Regions from separate parts of the Homo sapiens genome. Here region 1 is linked to region 2. A link is a loop called in an ENCODE intact Hi-C map of the cell type or tissue named here. Cell type or tissue: heart left ventricle. All regions are shown on one strand.

Region 1 (8,000 bases), 350 kb before region 2:
TCCCCTATTTCTATTTCTTTTGTTTTGCCACTAGCACTCAGAATAGTGTCTTTCAAGTGAAATAGACAGCCAGTCCCCGCCTCCCTTTGCCAAGGTCTCACCATTGATCCTATTGCCTTGGAGGTAGAGGTTCTCCAGGTTGGTGTTGACTGGGGGGATCTTCTGCAGCTGGTTGTAGGAGAGGTCTAGCTCAAGGAGGCTGCTGGAATTGAAGGTGTTGGAGGCCAGGCCATTGTTGGTTAGACTGTTGTGGGACAGCCGCACATACAGCAGCTTGGGCGCCCCCCGGAAGTAGCTATCGGGGACGGTGTAGACATTGTTGTGCTCCATGTACAGCTGCTCAAGAGCTGAGGGCAGCCCATCAGGCACCTTCCGAAGGTGGTTATAACTCAGGTCCAGCAAGATCAGTGACCGGAGGCCCCTCATGGAACTGCCCACTTCCTGGATCTCATTGTGTTGGAGGTACAAGGCCGTGAGGTTCTCCAGCCCCTCCAGAGCATTGTTGGGGACCCGTGAGATCTGGTTGTGGTCGAGATGGAGCTCTCTCAGGGATCGAGGCAGGGGACCGGGCATCCGGGTCAGGTTGTTGTGGTCCAGGTACAGCCTCTCCAGGTGCCTCAGCTTGGAGAAGACCTTCCTGCCCACCTTATCACTGGTGATCTGGTTGCCGTGGAGAGCAATCCAGAGCAGCCCTGTGGCATTGTCAAAGACGCCTTCCTGGATGGAGGTGATCTGGTTGTTCTGGAAGTACACATACTTCATGCGGGAGGGAACGAAGGGCAGGTACTTGAGGTTGCGATTGTCACAGTACATGGCCGTGGGGAAGTTGGGTGGGCAGTCGCACTCCTGGGGGCAGTCGCGGGGATCTGGAGGGGATGGAGAGCCGTAGGTGTAGGCTGGCCCTTCATCCACCCCATAGGGGTAAGGCTCGTAGGTCTCATACGGGTAAGGGTCATAGGGATCGTAGTAGGTGGACTGCTGGCTGCGGAGGTAGTGGAACCACCAATGAGGGTCATCTTCATACTGGGCCTGGGAGAGGGAGAAGAGCCCTGCCAGCAGCAGGAGGGAGGTCCACTGCATTTTGTCTCTGCAAGAAGCGGGAGAGAACAGAGCAAGCCAGCATGAGTGAGACTCCACAGAGGCAGTGAGGCAGAGTAGGCAAGCCTTAGGCTTTGAGCTATGCAGAGCTGACTTCCATGTCAAACATCTGAGAGCAGGAGCCTTGCTCTCATTTCTTCGGTGCCTCCTCCCAGTCTGGTTCTGCACTTGGTCCAGCCGGACCATGGCTATTTGGGGTGAGCTAAGTGCATTTTCCCCTGGTCATAGAGTCACAGACAGAATGTCTTTGAATGGGAACAGCTGCATTTTTTTTTTGGAGGGGCAGATTCTTAGGAGCCTCTAGCACTCTGAAAGTCCTGTGGGAAAGCTGAAAAGCCCACAGCAATCCCTGTGTTTGTGGTGTGGTGGTAAGGATGGTAGTGGGATGCTCTTCAGATCTGAACCCAAATCCAGTTTGGATGTTCCGGGGAAATAGTATTTTTCTAAGAGTCCAAGGAGAAAGCCCTAGGATGGGAGACCTCCAGAAGCCGCTTGACGCATCGAAGGGGAAGAGCTGAACTACATCTGGAAAATCTTTTGGTCTCTTGGGCAGGCTGGGAGTTTTTGGTCTTGAGTGTTTGGGGAGGAGTGTGGTCCCTCTGCAGCCACCACAAGGCTCAGGTTGCCCTCCAAAGTGCCATCATCTGTAACAGTCTGCTGAGTGAGGAAACTCACTGGTTAGCAGTTTGTGGCTACACATGCAACTTGGCTGGGACAGGGTCTTCATGCAGCAGTTACAAATCCTTTCCAGACTGAGGACCCTGGCACTGGGTGTGGCACTTGCCTTCTAAAGCAGGTACTCAGTGTGTGAAGTCTGAGTTAATCTGCTTCTCTCTTCCATGGTGCCTAGTAAGGTGTTAGCACTCCTCATGCTCCACCATGGGCATCATGCAAGAGCCATGTGGGGCCAAGAGAAATGAATGAGGGACACCAAAAGAATAGCTAGAGATTGGAAACTCTTGTGTATGCTCAAGGGAAAGCAGCTTGAGGTAGGACCCTGACATTCTCCTCTCCTTTCCCAAGCTACCTGCTCCCAGCGATGACACCTAGATGACCAGGCTCTGTGTCTAGGTCCCCACATTGCTGGAAACCTGTTGCTTTTGAACCTGTTGTGCTAATGAGATAGGAACAGGGCAGACTGAAGAGGAAATGTGGGTCTGATGTCATCTGAGAGGGAAACTAAAGGTATGGAAGGTAAGAGACTAGGGGTGGCCTGGGTACCCTACCCTGGTTACCTATAGCCAATGCATGACATACTCCTGTGAGCAGTGGGCATCTTCCTGAGTGTCACCCTTGGACAGAGAAACCTTAGAATCTTTCTTGGCCTGGAAGAGTCACATACAGCCCTCACATTGCTGTTGGGCCTACTGGGGTTGGCAACTGTAAACAGAAGAAAGAAAGGAGTATAAAAGCCAACATCATCAGATCCAGTGAACTGATGGGAAAGACCCCAACTATGACACTCAACAGAGTTACCTCCTGACCACCATCCATCCCAGACCTCTCTGTCCCCTCAAAACAGTTTCCTTGGGCCCACTTCATCCCATCAGTTCCTAGGTTGCAGAGGAGCAGGCACCCTGGCTCATCCACAGGCAGCCTCAGGCCTCAGACAAAGAGCCACAGTGTTTTGGAGAAGCTGACCCAACTGCCCACTGCCTGGGCAAGCTGGCTGGTTCCTGGCTCTGGCCAGGAGAGAAGACGAATGGAGCGGCCCACTGCCAACAGAGCATTTTTCCATGCACAGCCCTGGGCTGTTGCAGGACCAAGGTGGCTGTCTGGAGGGCTGGCACAGTGAGCCTCTGTCTCCGTTTCTCCTTCTTTCAGACTGGGCACCTTGGCAGACAAGAGCCACCTTCCCCTTCAGACTCAGCTTTCTAGGGGCTGTGCACCCTGCCCACTTCAGCCTCTTCTTAGAGCCATGGGTGCTGAAAGGGTTTGATGGGGAGCTTATGCCTCTCCTTACCCCATCCCATCTCTTAGCAATGTTGCTTCAGGGTTGCATAGTCTTACACTGTTTCCCATAATGCTAGAGGCCCTCCTGTGCTCAGAGTTTCTGTAAGGTCGAAAGTTTCCAGGACTGCCACACTATCAGCTGGGGGAAGTTTACTCAGGAGCTACTGCTGTTCTTTCATTTCTCCACTCTAGAGAAAGATCTCTCCCTCCTATCAGTGGAGAAGGTCAAGCCAGAGGCCATCCCCTCACCTGGATTGCATCCCCACCCCAATCCACAGCTCCCTGGACATGGCCAGTTCTCAATGCTTCTTTTTATTCTCTCCTTTCCACTCCAAACACACACACACACACACACACACACACATTCTACACAAAAGTTTCCCCCTCTCCCATAATAGCATTTATGTACCAAACCCCTCTATAAGAGAGATTGCAGGGACATCCAGGTCTTGGAATACCCTTCAAAATGCCCACACTCCCAGCATGATGGGATTTATGAGTAGCAGGGAAGAAGCTTCCCTAGACAGAGGGTCCTTCACTTTTTCATGCCTGAGAATTGGAGGTCCCCTCAGCACCCATAAAGGAACTGTAAGAGAAAGGTACAGGGCTGGAACCCCTCCCTTATACACCCTCTCTGCCACTCTCCAGCATCCCTGGGGTCATGGCCCAGATGTGGAGAAGGAGGAATGAACCCTCCCTGCCTCCCCATCTCCCCTATCCCCTACCACTTTTCCTTTATTTCTTTTAAGGAACTGCTAGGGACAAACCCGAAGTAAAACGACTATACTTACCTCAAGTTGAACTTTTCAGAGAGTGACCACGTCCCTCTGTCTGGCCTCCTTGGGTTGGAGAACGTGTGAGAGAGGAAGAGAGAGAGGAGTGAAAGAGTCTACTGAGAGTGTGCGTGCCTGTGCCAGACCAGGGTCCCGCCCCAAATTCCTAATCAAATATTGTGAAAAGGGGCTGAGGAACCCGGATCCTGGTTTTTTTCAGCTCTGCTGCAGGGGCGGAGTTCACGCTCAACCACGCAAATCCTTCGGTCCGCCTGACGCTATAAAAACCACCTTTTTTCCACTCACTTATCTTCCCTGAAACATTGGCAGCCCTGGGTCCCTTTCTGCTGAATGAGTTAGTGGCGCCCTAGAAGTTATTTGTACAGTCTCTTATGAAGCGCCTGGATTTCTCATTAAAGCCACAAAGGCAGATGCAGGGATGGGGAGGGCCAGGGTTTGGTAAGAGACATCTTAACTCCTTCAGCAACCCACATGTCCCTCCAGAGAGCGAGAACTCGCGCTTCTCAGCTCCCCCTATAGACAGGTCATCAGGCTAGTGGATAAGGGAGCATGAATGACAAGGGACAGCCGGCTCTGGTTCCAGTTCTATCCCTAAGCAGTGTAGACTTTTCTAGGCTACAGGTCCTGCCCACCTCCACCACTGGAACAAAAGGAAAGGCAGGGACTCCAGCATTTGCTGATCACTGCTTATGCACTAGCATCATCCACTTCCACTTAATGCTCACAACAAATTCAGAGTTAATAACACTTACCTTGCTGGGTTGTAGCAAGGACTGTATCAGGTGATGTGTGGGAGGCTCCTGACCTGGCACATAGCTGAGGTTCACTGTGTCCTACCCATTTCACAGCCATAGAATTCCTCAGCCAGGGAAAGACAAGATCAGAAAGCTGGGCAGGAGCTGTACCATGAAAGGACTTTTGGGCGATGGAAGTGATTTGGTTTTTATTCTAAATGTTTTTGTTGTTGTTGTTGTTGTTTGTTTGTTTGAGAAGGAGTCTCAGCTGGGCGTGGTGGCTCATGCCTGTAATCCCAGCACTTTGGGAGGCCGAGGCAGGAGGATCATGAGGTCAGGAGATCGAAAAGGAGTCTCGCTGTGTCGCCCAGGCTGGAGTGCAGTGGCACAATCTCTGCTTTCTGCAACCTCCGCCTCCCAGGTTCAAGCCGTTCTCCTGCCTCAGCCTCCTGGGTAGCTGGGACTACAGGCACACGCCACCACGCCCAGCTAATTTTTTGTATTTTTAGTAGAGACAGGGTTTCATCATATTGGTCAGGCTGGTCTTGAACTCCTAAACACAGGTGATCCACCCACCTCAGTGCCCCAAAGTGCTGGGATTACAGGCGTGCGTCATCCGGTCCGGCCTATTCTAAATGTTTAAAAAAAAAAACATGTTTCAAGCAGGAGAAGCCATGGGATCTGATTTGCATGGGATCTAATTTACATTTTAAAAGCATGTAGGAGGGGCTGCTGTATGGAGAAGGGGAGGCCAGGGTGGAAGCAGGGAGGCTCCAACCCAGCCTCAAGGAGAGGTAATGGCAGATTGGACTGGTGCAATGGAAGAGAAGATCTTATATTTTAGACAGAGAACTGACAAGTCTTGCAGAGTTAGGAAAAGTCAAGGATGATTCCTAGAATTTTAGTTTGAGCAACTGGGTAGGTGGTGGTAACATTTCTTGACATGGGAAAGGTGACGTGGGACTGAGTTGGGTAGAAAACCAAAGTTACATTTTGGATATGCTGTTAGAGATGCCTGCTAGGCATTCCCCTGGAGATGCACGTAGACCGTTGGACATATGAATCTGAATCTGGAGTTTAGGGGCTGGAAGAAAACATTTGAGAACCATTATAATGTGGGTCACACAGAATCTCAATAGCTTAGATAAACTCATGTGTCCTAAATGTTCTCTCCTCAAGTATGTTAACTGGCTTATGCCAACATCAAAGAAACACCTTTATCTTAAAAAAATACCAACTGAGAAACCCTGAGATGACTTGAATTTGAAGAATTTAGAAGTGTCGAGGCAGATGGTCCTTTTGGTTTCTCCAATAGGTTTGAGCTTTTGACTTAGCGTGTGGGCTGTCAGAAAGGGCCTTGTCAGGGACCCATTCTCAGAATTTAAGAAGAGATTTCAAAAAGATGAAACCTAATGAATGAGCCTTTTCTGACCACCTACTATAGACTAGGTGGTTTACTTATGTTATCAAAGATAACAGTAGATATTTTGCATTGGAATTAGTGTTTTTTTTTCAAAGCTACTTTTAATACTTTGGGGTGAGCCCCACAGGAATAAAAAAACACTGGGAAGGGGTAACCTCCCACCCGCCACTTCCAGGAGGGGCCAGGGGGAGAGAGGCTACGTGAGGGGAAGGAAGCACAAAAGGGACCCGCTGCAGACTCAGGGCAAAAGGAGGCCATGGGTGCGGGGACCTGCGGGCACTGCAGGAGGAAACGTGAGGGTGGTGGGACTGGCTCCAGTCACATAGGCGAAGGGCAGGAGGGTTGGACATGAAGCCACAAAGCTACTCGGGTTCCTCCTTCTTCTCTTTTGCCTTCTTCTGCTCCTGCTGCTTGGTCTCTGAGCTCCTCTGCTTGCCGCAGCAGCAGAAAGCCCGTCATCTCGACGTTTTCCCTTAACTGAGTCACTCTGCTTTTTCCTATTTTTCTAGCCAGTAAGCTCATGCTGGTTACTGCGGGTCATGGTGACAGCAGTGGCTCCGACCTGCCTCTGTTATGTCACCTCATTCTGTCAGGATTTTTTTTTTTTTATTTTTGACCCTGCTTTCAGCCAAGGAATTAGGGTTTTAGTGATATAAAGTGACTAGCTGGTAAGTGGCAAAACAAGGATCTGAACCTTGGTCTACATGACTTGAAAGCCCACACACTTTTCTCTAACTCTAGCACAGAGGATTGGCAAAGTGGAGGGGCAATGACTACCCTGCTGTCAGGCTGGCCTCGACTAAGATGAAGCTTAATTAATTACGATTGACCAATCTGCCTGAATCTGGGGGCAGGGGGGTTTTAAAGTGAGATGGGGCTGGGGTATAGGGGTTCTCTTCCTCATCCCACCCATATTTCATTTCCGTTTAATAAATTTGAGCATCTACTATGTGTTGGGCATGATCCTAAGTGTTGGAGACACAAAGAAGGCTTCGGTATAATGCCTGATTATAATAAAGCAGATCTGAATGTAGCAAACTCTGACCTCATGAGTGAAGCAGAATGGCCTTACTGTGAAAATGCTTATGAATAATGCACAGATAACTTTCTAGTCATTTTTGAGTCCAGAAAGCAGTCACCTTTCAGTGGAGGACACTGATCTTGGCAACCGAGCCTGGGAAACACTTTTAAATGAGCCTAGATAGCCTGGACAGATTCACCATTGGGTACAGATGTTTATTTTTTTAAATTCCAGCATGCTGACTAATTCTGCATTTACTAACAATGAAAGTTACTAAAGTCTGGGAACCAAATAGTGACTGGATTCTTCCCAACCGGGCACCACCAAAAAGACAGTATCTCCATGGGGTTTTTTGGCCATTTCTAAAGTGGTGAGATGTGCACCAGGTCTTTAGCTATCCATCCTGTTCCAAGGCAGGCCTGGGATGAAGGAAGGATGGAAGGGATGATTGGGACCAGGTCAGAAGGCAGAGTTTCAGGGAACCACCCACTGTTCAAAAGTTCTTTTCTCTAACCTTTAGTGGAGGTTTCTACCTCCATTTTGGCCACTGCTGCTTTGTTTGCCTGGTTCCTGGATCTAGGCCCTCAGAGCTTGCCTTCAACATGGGAAGCCAAGAATGAGATATTGATGTCCACCAGATTGCTTGCTGAGGGAGTCCACATGTGAAGGAGGACACCAGTATCTTCTAGGGGGTGTCTAGCCAGCACTATGCAGTCACTAGACTGAAAATAAACTAAAGAGAAAGGCAATGTCATGCATTTCTGTAGCCCCTGTCCCAGCTGGGCACACAATGCGTTGGCACTTAGTAGGCAATCAGTAAAGGGTTATGAAAGGAATTGTATTTTTGGCTCCCCACAGAGTATGTCTGTCTTCAGTACTCAATGCTGGGTGGAAAAACCACCACCAACCAGGCCAGGAAAACCTTTAGACTTTCCAGGGGTTCAGGCCACTGCTATTTCCTCCCTACCCAGAAAAGT
Region 2 (8,000 bases):
TTTATTTTATTTTAGAGACAAGGTCTCATTTTGTTGCCCAGGCTGGAGTGCAATGACGTGATCACTGCTGCTCACTGCAGCCTCAAACTCCTGAGGTCAAAACAATCTTCCCACTTCGGCTTCCTGAGTAGCTGTGACTACAGGTGCACCACATCATGCCTGGCTAATTTTTGTCTTTTTTGTGGAGACAAGGTTTCACCATGTTGCCCAGGCTGGTCTCGAACTCCTAAACATAAGCAATTCACCCACCTTGGCCTCCCAAAGTGCTAGGATTACAGACGTGAGATACCATGCCTGGCCTCTTTATTTTATTTATTTTTGAGACAGCGTCTCTCTCTGTTGCCCAGGCTAGAGTGTAATGACATGATCATGGCTCACTGCCACTTCAAAACTGCCTTTTATCATTTTCCTTTTTTCCTACATTCATTCATCCACTCCTATCTCCTTTTCAGGTCTGTCTGGGAACCCTGCAGATCTGGAGAAACGTAGGCAGGTGTTTGGACACAACGTGATCCCCCCCAAAAAGCCCAAGACTTTCTTAGAATTAGTGTGGGAAGCTCTTCAAGATGTCACGCTTATCATCCTGGAGATTGCAGCCATCATCTCCCTGGTCCTGTCCTTTTATCGCCCTGCTGGTGAAGAAAATGAACGTGAGTGTCCTAAACAGCTCAGCGTGACTCTTATCTGGGTTCTTTCCACCACCACCACCAAGCGCTTAGTATTGGTGGCTGACAGGTTATAGCTTAAAACATTTCCCCCATTATCCAGAGTGGGCTTTCCAAAGGAAACCAAGCAGTAGCTACTAAGCTATTCTTCCAACTCATCCTTATTCCAAGGGTTCCTCCCCACCCCACCCTCACCCTCTGTCTTCTATTAAATCCTTTTTCGGAATGTCAGGAATCCTCTACCCTTTTAAGACATTTTATTTATTTATTAATTATTATTATTATTATTATTTTAATGGAATCTTGCTCTGTCACCCAGGCTGGGTGCAGCAGCTTAATCTGGGCTCACTGCAACCTCCTGGGTTCAAGCAATTCTCGTGCCTCGGCCTCCTGAGTAGCTGGGATTACAGGCGTGTGCCATCACGCCTGGCTAATTTTTGTATTTTTAGTAGAGACAGGGCCTTACCATGTTGGCCAGACTGGTATCAAACTCCTGACCTCAGGTGATCCACCCGCCTTGGCCTCCTAAAGTGCTGGGATTACAGGCGTGACCCACTTGCCTGGCCTATTTAATAATTTTTACAACATAGAGACAAGGTCTCACTATGTTGCCCAGGTTGGTCTCAAACCCCTGGGGTCAAGCGATCTGCCTGCCTTGGCCTCCCAGAGTGCTGGGATTGCAGGTGTGAACCAACACCCCCAGCCAGGAATTCTCTACCCTTATCCAACCAACAAAACCCTACATCTCAAAGTGCCCCCTGCCACCAATTGTCTGGCATGATGGGAAACAGTAGTGAAAGCCTGACCATGTTGGGAACCATAAGTGTGACCTTACATGTGACTTCCCTAAATTTGATAGTTTGTACTATTTAGTCATTTGCCTCTTTTGGATTAACATAAATAGTTACACTAGTGATAAGACAATACTCAATCCTGCTATCCTCTGATATCCTCTTCCAGCCAACAGTTGTATTTGCTATTATTCACTTTTCCTGACTTTCTATCTTGGGGTGATTGTGGAAGCACTACTCCTATTTCTTAATGTCAACAAAAGCCCTTCAGTGACTATTTCTCTCCCTTCCTGGGATAGTGTGTGGTCAAGTCGCAACTACCCCAGAAGATGAAAATGAGGCACAAGCTGGCTGGATTGAGGGGGCAGCCATCCTTTTCTCAGTGATCATCGTGGTGTTAGTGACTGCCTTTAATGATTGGAGCAAAGAGAAGCAATTCCGGGGGCTGCAGTGCCGCATTGAACAGGAGCAAAAGTTCTCCATCATCCGAAACGGTCAACTCATCCAGCTCCCTGTGGCTGAGATTGTGGTTGGTGATATTGCCCAAGTCAAATACGGTGAGAGCTCCGTGTTTCTTTTGCTTACCCCACCACCACCCCCATTTAAGGGATAGGTCCTTTGGCATGAGGGGGCTGGGAATTGCTGAAAACCCAAAAAGATAAGATCCAAAATTGTATTCACTTCTAGGTTAGAGTTTAAAGAGGTTGTGGGAAGCCATTTCAGAAAGGAGTAGCTGAAACTCTGTCGCAAGATTGTCAGACTTGTACCCTGTGTGTCTTAGGGTTAAAAGTGTATAACATTCAGGCCATGGAAAGGTGTTGGGGATGAATAAGAGTTTGAATTTATAATGCCTGGAAAGCAACCTTCTCCCAGATTGTACAGAGCTGAAGACTTGTAAAGAGTCTCCATGTACTCTCGGCCATTGCTGTCTAGATAGGGCCCATGGGAACAGCCATGAGATAGGGTTGAAGGAGTTGGAGGACCCTACCCTCAGCCAGTCTCTTACTATCTCCTTCACTGTCCCTCCTTCCCCTTTGTGCTCTAGGTGATCTGCTGCCTGCAGATGGAATCCTGATCCAAGGGAATGATCTGAAGATTGATGAGAGCTCTCTGACAGGGGAATCTGACCATGTCAAGAAGTCCCTGGACAAAGACCCCATGTTGCTCTCAGGTATAGGCCCTGGCTGCCCAAGTTCCCATTTACCTCCCTGCAAACACCTAGGCCACAGGATCCAGACCCTGTTCTCTCCTCTGACTCTGTCCCATCTCCTTCCCTGGGGTTCAGCTGGGGCAACAGCATTTTGGTGGGTGGAATACAAGGATATCAGGCAGCCTAAATGAAGTTTTCCATGAAACAAGTGTTATAAGGGCCTTGAAGGGGCTTTGCTGGTTGCAGGGGTGGCGGGGGCAGGAGGGAGGGCTTACCCTAAAGCGGTTAGACACATTTTCCTCCTTACTCCCAATTTGTCTGGTCTGTTTTAAATGCGCCCAGCTCTTGACCTTTTCCTACTGTGCTAAGCACATCATTATCCATGGGGTAGGGAGGAGTATTTTTTCTTCTAAGTTTGTGTTTCATACCAAATCATGTCTAGGTATTAAAAAACCCATTCCTTCCCATCTTCTCCTTTCCCGTGTAGGGACCCATGTCATGGAAGGTTCTGGCCGGATGGTGGTGACAGCTGTTGGTGTCAACTCTCAGACTGGAATCATCCTTACTCTCTTGGGGGTCAATGAGGATGACGAAGGGGAGAAAAAGAAGAAAGGTAAGGGGCATCTGGAATGAGATTCTCTTTCCTCTCATCCCCATGGACAAACAAGGAAGCGAGGGAGCAGATCTGGATAGAAAGCATGGTTGGAAGAATCTGCTGCCATGAAGAAAGCAGATATCCAAACTCCTTGCTGAGATAAAGATGTAAATCCTTGGCTCCAGGGAGCTCTGATGAAAACCAGATCCTGGCTCTAGGCTCCCAAATCAGGTTGAATTTGAGCCTTGATTTTTATGTCTAATGGTAGCTTGTAAAGGGATGAGTTATAAAGCCTGCCCTAAATAAACTGGCTAGGTGCTGGTAGCCCCAAATGCCTTCCGTGTACTCCCCCTCCTTCCCCAACTTTCTTCCTCAAAGATGGGGGGTTAAACGAACCATCAAGACTAAGAGAAAATTGGCCAGAAGAGTAAAATAGATTTCTGCCGAAACTGTAGGCTCTCAATGGAAGAGACACACAGCTAGAAGAGTAGGAACAGTTAGTTCAGTCTTTGCCACTCAGTTATTCCTGAAGGAAAGAATAAGAGGGAGAAAGAGGAGAAGATACTAAAACCAAGTCTACACGTTTCCCTAAGCATTCCTTCTTCCCTTAGGGGAGAGAAGGTTTCTACCACTTGGCTGGAGAATCATCTTGAGCTGTTTAGTGGAGGACAGTTTATGAAAAGGAAACAAAACACATTCTCTCAGGAACTAAATAATTCATTTCTGCAGCTGCCTGCAGATGAATAAGGGGGAAGCTTGCCTGGTGCTGTTGAAGTAACACGGAGACACCTTTCAAAGTCTTTGCCATCAGGCAGAAACGGTTCAAACCTCTCACTTCCTAATCCCCACCCCATTTTTCCAAGCAATGTGACTCAGGCCAGGAGCAAGAGAAAGCACCTCAGGTATGAGTATGCACTCACCTACATGAGCGTTTTGGTGGATATCCCGAGGATTCATGACAGCCTCTAGCAAGAATGAATGAAAACAGAGATGTGAGCTTCCTTTACATTTATGTCCCTTCCCTGCAACCCAAACACTTTGCTGTTGTCCTTCTGGGCTCTGAGCAGGACCAACAAATTGGATCTCTTAATAGTTACTTTGGGTTTCGACCCCACTTTTTTCTTTCTTGTTCAAACAGGTAAAAAACAAGGAGTCCCTGAAAATCGCAACAAAGGTAACCTCTCCAACTACTCATTTACCATCTCTACCTGCCCACACTCAAACCAGACCTTTCCAGGCCATCTTCCTTCTCCCTTTTCCTCTCCATAAATCTGTTATCTGCTGCTGTGGCTCAGATGCCTCATCCTGAGGAAGGTGCAGAGATTTTTGGGGTGGTCTCAAGGTCCTGATCCCAATCTAAGATGGGACAACAGCACCCTCTGCTGTTGGCTCACAGAATGTCATGTCAAGGTTTGTCTTGGGGAGTGTGTAGGATTGATCTGCTCTTCCTAGGGAGCTGAACTCTGCTTCATTGACCTCAGCCTGATTTAAACACCAACAGTCATCAGTTTCTGGGTTGGAAGACTTCAGGGTCCTCATGGTGGAGGGAGGTGGGGTGGGTAGTCCCTGCACCGTCCTCTTGCTAGCTTCCTCATAAGTGTCCTCTTCTGGTCTGGATCCCTTCTCTGCTGGTCTTCTCAGGGGTGCTTGGAGAGAGCCCTTTCTCTGTATCTCTCTCCCCACCTCCCTTCTTTGTTCTTGCCACAGTCTGTTTTCTTCCTCCTGATCTGATGTGTGTGTCTCTTTTGGTGACTGTGTTCACATTCTGTCTCCGTCTTCTTGTTTGTGAGTCTGACAGCAGGGACTACTCAGGAAGGGTATCCTAAGCAAGGGGCTGAGCCCTATAGCAGTGAAAGTGGAGTGGTGCTGGGAGCCAGCAAGAACTACTGTCTTGTGACGCTCCTAGAGATTTGTTTTTACTTTGTAACCCACATCACAGCAGTCTTTAGAAATAAAGTCATCACATTGGAAAACCAGAGCTAAACAGAAATAATTCTTTAATTTTAGGTCTTTAACTCTTCTTTTAAAAGCAAAATGGATTTATATGTCTCTCTTTATCCCTGCTTTCTCTTATTCCAGGAGGTCCCTCACACCAGCTTCTTCCCTCTTCCCCAAAAGACTTAACCCCAGGTCCCACTCTGTATCTCTCTACCTTTGTCAGGCAGGGAAGAAAGGGAATTTTCTTTTCCTATCCTCAACTGCTAGAAGGGGCTGGAAAATACCCTGGGTCTGGGGGTATGTGTTTCTTCCCTGACAATCGAGAGAGAGAGAGAGAGAGAGAGAGAGAGAGAGATAAACCATTTAACAGAGCAATCTTGTGCTCCAGAAACATCTGCCAACCCTCTCCTTCAGCCCCTTTCTGCAGTAAAGATTCACTATTTTAAGCACTGAGTTCCAGGAAGGATGGTTGTTTTAATAGTGCTTAGTGACATGATTAATCCCCTTGCTGGAATAAACCTAGCTTGGGACTCTGAGGTAGTACCAGGAAGCTGCCACTGAAGAAGAAATCCATACCCTAAAAGCACCCCAGTTTCATCTAAACTCATTAGAATATTATTCCAAAGGCCCTAATAGAGTGTTGAAGGCAAGTTCCATGTCTAGCATGGGTTGGAAGTGGTCGGAACTGATGTCAGGGTCCAAGGTATATTCCGGGAAAGAGACAGGAAGGTTTTCTGGTTTCCACCTGCCTGCCACTCAGTGCTACCACCTTGCCTGCTCACCTGTCCTATTTGTGTGTACACTCCAGCAAAGACCCAAGACGGAGTGGCCCTGGAAATCCAGCCACTCAACAGCCAGGAGGGAATCGACAATGAGGAAAAGGACAAGAAGGCAGTCAAGGTGCCTAAAAAGGAGAAGTCAGTGCTGCAGGGCAAGCTGACTCGCCTGGCTGTTCAGATTGGGAAAGCCGGTGAGTAGGGTAGAGCCTCGTTGTGGTTTATCAATGTTGTCTTGGATCCTCATCACTTTTATCCCCTTCTTTCTGCACCGACCGAGACTGGCAGAAAGAAGCTGAAACTTCAGGGTGGCTAGTTGGGGCTAGGCGGCTGTTTCCCTATCTCCGCCACTGTTTGGTCGCTCCCTAGGCTTTTTCAGAGAGAAATGTTTTCCTGTGTGTAAGGGTTAATGGCCCTGAGATCTCTTAATCCAAATGAATGAGAAACAAAGAGCATATATTACAGCAGGGGAGATTTACATTAGCAAGAAGGAAGACTTTAATAACTGCTTACCTGTCTCTTGCTTTGGGTTGTAAATTCCTTAAAGATAGAGAAGGCTGCAGCTTGCTACAGGCAATTCTCTAGCATAGGAGTAGGATCTGGCTAAGCACAGAGCAATAAATACCAAGTAAGGACTGGAGGAAGAAGGAAGGCTGTGGTTACAGAGGCTCTCTCCAGAAGAGAGGTAACTAAATAATGCACTCTGCATATGAGGAAGTGGCTTCTCCATCACTTGCCTCTACATTTTCCTGTCTCACCACCTTCTTTCAATGGAGGGGGAGAAAGGGGAGTGGGAAGAAGAAATAGAAGATTGCTACTTTAGTGGACATATCTCTCAAGGAACAGTCTTTTTTTTTTTTTTTTTTTTTTTTTTTTTTTGAGATGGCGTCTTCCTCTGTTGCCCAGGATGGAGTGCAGTGGCACCATCTCAGCTCACTGCAGACTCTACCTCCTGGGTTCAAGCGACTTTCCTGCCTCAGCCACCCAAGTAGCAGGGACTACAGGTGCACACCACCAAGCCCATCTAATTCTTGTATTTTTAGTAGAGATGGGGTTTCACCATGTTGGCCAGGCTGGTCTCGAACTCCTGGTCTCAAGTGATCCGCCCACCTCGGCCTCTCAAAGTGCTAGGATACAGGCATAAGCCACCGCACCCTGCCAGAGAGTAGTTTTTTACCACTGTTTATTCTCTGATTCCACCTTTCTGTTTACCACAATCATAATCAGCACATCTCTGCACTTTATACAGCTGTATACAACTTACCTCGGGTTCTTGTTAAAGTGTAGATTCAGTTCAGGGGGTCTGGTGTGGAGCCCGAGATTCTGCATTCCTAATAAGCCCCCACAGGATGCCAGCACCGCTGATTCAGTTTGCACACATTGGATGGCAGGGATCTATGCTGCCCACCATAGCAGCCACTCACCACATGTGGCTGCTGCAATTTAAATTAATTAAAAGTAAATAAAGTTAAAAATCCAGTTGCTGGGGTAAATTTTAGTTGGTCACGAGCCACATGTGCTAGTAGTGGCTGTCATATTGGACAGCATAAATAGAGAACTTCTTAAGCGTCACAGAAAGATCTATTGGACTGAGTTGGCCTAACCTCTTCATGTCCATTCTGGTACCCAGCTAATTTTAACTACTGTGAAATCTCTTGCATATAAACTATACATGGATGAGATGAATTGCAGGTGCAGAATCAAACACACAGGTTTGAAACATTAAATCTACCCCACCTAACCCTTGTACTATTCTCCTAATCCTTGCCTTGTTGTTGTTGTTGTTTGTTTGTTTTTGAGACAAAGTCTCACTCTGTCACCCAAGCTGGAGTGCAGTGATGCAATCTTGGCTCACTGCAACCTCCACCTCCGGGGTTCAAGTGAGTCTCCCGAGTAGCTGGGATTACAGATGTGCATCACCATGCCTGGCTAATTTTTAGTAAAGACAGATTTTTGCCATTTTGGGCAGGCTAGTCTCAAACTCCTATCCTCAAGTGATCTGCCCCTGGACTCAAGGAATCCCATGGCCTCAAGTGATCTGCCGGCCTCAGCCTCCCAAAGTGCTGGGATTATAGGCGTGAGCCA

Evidence for each region. Hi-C counts contacts between places; a loop is a spot of excess contacts. Peaks named below come from ENCODE experiments on the same cell type or tissue, not always from the same donor. Only the 100,000 strongest peaks of a DNase experiment are listed, where the experiment ranks them.
Region 1: a loop joins it to region 2, with 4 times the contacts of the local background. A loop is called at or near these places in 55 of 110 quality-filtered maps.

The regions. Positions count from the first base shown.
Region 1 is chr1:203,347,191-203,355,190 of GRCh38, forward strand. It overlaps FMOD (fibromodulin), which reads right to left and starts at 3,932. Exons shown (of 3, transcript NM_002023.5): 1 at 3,843-3,932; 2 at 102-1,087. The coding sequence starts at 1,080. It also overlaps the pseudogene LOC100131747. In heart left ventricle, a CTCF peak has its summit at 4,339; DNase peaks (open chromatin) are centred at 4,003 and 4,311; H3K4me3 peaks cover 3,444 bases; H3K27ac peaks cover 1,687 bases.
Region 2 is chr1:203,697,705-203,705,704 of GRCh38, forward strand. It overlaps ATP2B4 (ATPase plasma membrane Ca2+ transporting 4), which reads left to right. Exons shown (of 21, transcript NM_001684.5): 3 at 453-650; 4 at 1,756-2,013; 5 at 2,502-2,627; 6 at 3,094-3,219; 7 at 4,340-4,375; 8 at 5,948-6,109. Among named protein-coding and RNA genes, the nearest start is that of SNORA77, 28 kb to the right of the region's middle. In heart left ventricle, a CTCF peak has its summit at 4,598 (motif pointing left); no DNase peak of the experiment used is centred here.